Linked DNA regions of Homo sapiens: region 2 is linked to region 1. A link is a loop called in an ENCODE intact Hi-C map of the cell type or tissue named here. Cell type or tissue: OCI-LY7. All regions are shown on one strand.

Region 1 (2,500 bases):
GTGATCCACCCACCTCAGCCTCCCAAAGTGCTGGGATTACAGGCGTGAGCCACCACGCCCAGCCAGAGGTTTTTCTCTTATGTAACAGTATGGAGGTAGACAGGAGGAGATTCCTCATGGAATCTCTGCTCCATGAGGTCATCCAGGAGCCAGGCTCTTCCTCTGTTGTTGTACAGCCTTCTAGTCTAGACCATACTATCTCAGGTGGCTTGCCATTTGATCATGTTCTAAGCGGTGGCACAAAATAAGGAGCACACTGTCTCCCTTTAAGGACATTAAAAGTTACCCACATCACTTGTTATATATCATTGGCTGGTACTAGTCTTATGCCATTTGGCTGCGAGGAGGAGTGAAGAATGTAGCCTTTACTCTGGGCAGCACTGGGCCCAGGAAAAAACTGAGAAATACACCGTCAGAAGGGAACAATGAAAGCTGATGGTAAACCAGCACTCACTGGTCACCGAAACACTGTGGTGCTCTAATAGGATGCAACTCATAAAGACATATGTATAGCAGATGTTTCTAACAATGCCAGTTGTATATGTGAATATGGATAGTGTTATTTCAGTGAAAGAATGTGCTCACCACACTATGGTGTGTGAAATGCATTATGAGGACTGGGCACGGTGGCTCAGGCCTGTAATCTCAGCACCTGTAATCTCAGGCCTGTAATCTCGGTGAATTGCTTGAGCACAGGAGTTTGAGACCAGCCTGGGCAACATAATGAAACCCTCTCTCTACAAAAAATAAGAAAATTAGCCAGGTGTGGTGGCGTGCACCTATAGTCCCAGCTATTCGGGAGGATGAGGTGGGAGGATCACTCGGGCCCAGGGAGGTCAAGGCTGCAGTGAGCCCTGATGGTGTCACTGCACTCCAATCTGGGTGGCAGAGTGAGGCCCTGTCTTGAGGGAAAAAAAAAAAAAAAGAAATACATTATGTACAAAAGATGCCTCTAAGGCAAAAAAAAAAAAAAAAATGGTCATTGGAATTTCAACATGTCCCTGATAGAATTACTCAAAAGAGTCAATATTGGAGACCATTATTTATAATATCCATTATTTAGAATGAAAACTAGAAAGTGCTAATTGTTCTACCATGAATATGCATTTGAATAAATATAACAAAAAATTAACAAATCTATCAATGGCATACTACCAATAACTGTCTTCTAATCAAGTAGGAGTTTCTGGGTTACATATCAACTACATTACTTAAGATTATGAGTACTTCATGGGAGAAAAATTGCACTTTGGGAAAAATGATAACTGGGCACTATAAATAGCATGTTACAAACATGATGGCATGGAAATGAAATATACTTTTCACAACTCCAAGGAGTTATTACCTGGCCTGGGACACCTAATAACTTGACAGGCCCTGGCTATCTACTACCTGCTCAAAGGCATGTGTCCCTGTAGTTTGCATTCTGTACTCTAGTGGGCTCCCCAGGCTGGTGTGTGCTCCCGTGTCCCTTCCACCAATTCAGACATCAAATGATTTAAAGCAGAGATCACAAGGGGTGCCCATAGACCATCGAGCCTATAGATGTGCTTTATTTGGCTTGTAACACGTTATAAAACTTTTGGAATTGATTGCCAATATTTAGAAAACTGATGATTTCACAAACATTTGAAAACTTCTGATTTCTTTTTTAAAAAAATCAAAAGTTCGGGCTGGGCTCAGTGGCTCACGCCTGTAATCCCAGCACTTTGGGAGGCTGAGGCGGGCGGATCACGAGGTCAGGAGATCAAGACCATCCTAGCTAACACAGTGAAACCCCGTCTCTACTAAAAATACAAAAAATTAGTGGGGCGTGGTGGCAGGTGCATGTAGTCCCAGCTACTCAGAAGGCTGAGGCAGGAGAATGGCGTGAACCCAGGAAGCAGAGGTTGCAGTGAGCCGAGATCGCGCCACTGCACTCCAGCCTGGGCGACAGAGCAAGACTCCGTCTAAAAATAAGTAAATAAAAATAAATAAATAATTCAGGCAACACTGGGCCCACCTTCACAGAGCACAAAAATCACCTGTAAGTGAGCACTGGCTGTTCCTTTTCCATCTACTTTTTCTTTTGTTTGTTTGTTTGTGACAGGGTCTTGCTCTGTTGCCCAGGCTAGAGTACAGTGGCTTGATCACAGCTCACTACAGCCTTGATCTCCCAGTCTCAATCAATCCTCCCACCTCAGCCTCCTGGGTAGCTGGGATTGCAGGCGCATACCTCCATGCTTGGCTTTTTTTTTCTTTTTGTAGAGACAAGGTTTTGTACCATGTTGCCCAGGCTGGTCTCAAACTCCTGGACCGAAGCAATCCTTCCACCTCAGCCTCCCGAAGTGCTGGGATTACAGGCGTGAGCCACTGCACTCGGCCTCTACTTTTTGTTTACATCTTGTACTTAATGCTATTTATAAGCTGCTTGTGGTCATTTGAGTTCACTGCTCCTGCCCTGTGACTGACTCTCTCCAACCTTTTCCACCGAGCAAACAACCTTTCCCACACTAAAGCA
Region 2 (2,500 bases), 190 kb after region 1:
TTACTAATGTCCAATTTGGACTTAATACAGTAGTTTTCTGTTGACATTCCCATAAACTGGTTCAATTATTTTTAAATAAATCATATTTGTTCAAAAATCCTAGAAATAAGCAAAGATTTATTTTATGCTTGGCTTTATAGATATAATGCAACATCATTTACTATACATACCTGATGAGCAAAACTTTCTTTTGAAAAATCAAAACACTCACAAAATATTTTTCAAAACTGAGGTGTTGGAACACCTCAGTTTGCACAATTATTTTGGATTTACTTTTCATACAAGAAATGTTACTTGAAATCAATTTAACTCATTTAAGTTATATTTCCAACTAAAGTATATTCTATGTTTAAAGAATAAAAATAATAGGCCTCACTATCAAATAATCAACTATAATAATTTTATTACCTAAAATACATTTTTATATAACTGTATAAACCAGTTTTTTAGGAATCTCGAATTTCACTTATGCTAAATGCAACTGAAAATAAATATATGAACAAGAATCGTTTAGTAAAAATAATGCTGGTAAATTTTTATTAACCTCCTGCTATATAGAACAAAATATATATTAAAATATTTATAGAAAAAATTTTAGTTGGTATTTGCATTATTCTGTATTAAGAAACCACAGTTACATTATTCCTACAAAACGTTTTTTTCACATTTTTCTCATTACTGCTGGTGAAACTAATACAGGTAGTTTTATTAACATCTGTCACTTCCTATACATCCTAATTTTCTTAGTATTTATCTAACACTAATCAATATTGACTAGTGAACCCTTGATAAAAGTGTGCCTTCTTCTAGTACAAACTGATTCTTTCATAAAATATTTCATGCCCACTGTGTGCTAGCTTTTGTGTTAAAGACTTGGGATGCAAAGCTCATGGTGTAGCAAAGGCAAAACACAATTGCATTAAGGTTTGCTATGCAAGGTAAGTGCAATGACAGAAATATCCCTAGAAGGATTGTTTAAATCAAGCAGCAAAGTCAGTAAGAGGTACATTTCATTAAATTAAGTCCATCTCCTTTATCAAGAAGGTGATGGCTTACCACTTTCTGGTTTGCACTTCCCTATCTTGGCAAAGCAGTGTTGATAGGTATAGACAATATCAAAACATCTCTGAGAATGACAGTCATCATCCTGCTTCCTCACTTCACAAGGTTTAGCATCACTGCATTTAAACATGTCAGCCTAATCTAAGTTGGAAAATATAAACAAGTCCAGCTGTTGTTAAGACCAGACAGGTACATGGTAAGTAAAATAGGAACCAGAAATTTACAGCCTGACACACAAAAATTAGATTCCTAGTTGGGATTTTTAATCATAGGTAGTACATTTATTTTTTGGTAGACAGGCATCCAAATAAAAATAAGACATATCTAAAAGTATAAATGCTTACCATATTACACACTAAATTGGAAGGCAAGTTGATTCAGTATGTCATAAATCACATCTTTTAACTGTAACAGCATAAAATAAATAATAGATTTTTGATATTATATGCCAAACAATAATTAACATTTAAATGTCAATATGCACCTAAAAATAAGGACTTGACACACAGAAAAGGAGTGTATATTACATTTAAATTTGTAAGTGGTTATTTGCTACCCATAGTGCCTCAAGAATCAGATAAAAAAGACCGAGTTACTTAAACAATATGTATGTTCTTAAGAGTGACTGATAGGAAATCAAAGCACGTTCATTGTTTTCTCCCATACATCCGACAGGCTTTAAAAGAGGCCAAATACCAAAAAACTAAAGAGACATTATACATCACCCATTTTTGATATTCTGGTTTTATAAATATATCATTTCAACCAGAAGAGCCTCATTTGAAATGCAACACTACCCACGTATTTGATATACACCACTCTTTCAGACTATTTGTAGGTGAGTTCAATTTTTTCTAGTCAGGGTGACCTCATAAGACTTGGACATGGCCCAGCCTCGCTCCGAGGTGAAATCAAGGCAGTGGGATCACCCAGCAAAGTTGTTTTTCTTCTGCAGCCCAATGACAAGAATGACTAAAGCCAAGCAGAATGAAGATTGCCTAGCCTTTGTCAAATGGGATTGGTGAGGAGTTCCCTCTCTCACCAAGGAGTGGTTACATCCAGAGGAAAGCTGAGGTGCCACACAGTCTAAATCCTGAAATTGTGGGTCCTCAGGCACAAACCTCATCACTTTTGTGGACTACGAAATTGTCGCTGAAACCTGGGTTTGAGATAACAGCGGTTTTGAGAAGTTTGATTTATACATTCCAACCCACTTGAATGTCGTCTTAGAGTGCTGAGACTTGATGACTCTTACTAATCTCCCTCCCCCGCAGGCCAAACAGCCATTGCCTCCCAAATTCCAGCTTATATATTCATTTCTTAGGCAATTTTTCTCTTGGGGGAGGAAACAATGGACTCTTTCAATCTTCTCTTACCAACAAAGGGCCCTAGAAGAAAAAACAGTCCTTTCAATCACCTCCTTTATGACTTCTTGATC

Evidence for each region. A loop is a pair of places that touch in the nucleus more often than their neighbours do. Peaks named below come from ENCODE experiments on the same cell type or tissue, not always from the same donor. Only the 100,000 strongest peaks of a DNase experiment are listed, where the experiment ranks them.
Region 2: it touches region 1 in a loop (7-fold over the local background); 12 of 110 quality-filtered maps call a loop at or near these places.

What each region holds. Positions count from the first base shown.
Region 1 is chr12:32,301,357-32,303,856 of GRCh38, reverse strand. The region is part of intron 3 of BICD1 (BICD cargo adaptor 1); the gene reads right to left. Among named protein-coding and RNA genes, the nearest start is that of FGD4, 97 kb to the left of the region's middle. In OCI-LY7, CTCF peaks have their summits at 1,251 and 1,452; DNase peaks (open chromatin) are centred at 1,456 and 2,236; H3K4me3 peaks cover 1,255 bases; H3K27ac peaks cover 2,500 bases.
Region 2 is chr12:32,107,612-32,110,111 of GRCh38, reverse strand. All of the region lies in intron 1 of BICD1 (BICD cargo adaptor 1), which reads right to left. Among named protein-coding and RNA genes, the nearest start is that of BICD1-AS1, 1.4 kb to the right of the region's middle. RefSeq lists an enhancer at 1,658-2,295. In OCI-LY7, a CTCF peak has its summit at 31; DNase peaks (open chromatin) are centred at 1,111 and 1,861; H3K4me3 peaks cover 2,500 bases; H3K27ac peaks cover 1,742 bases.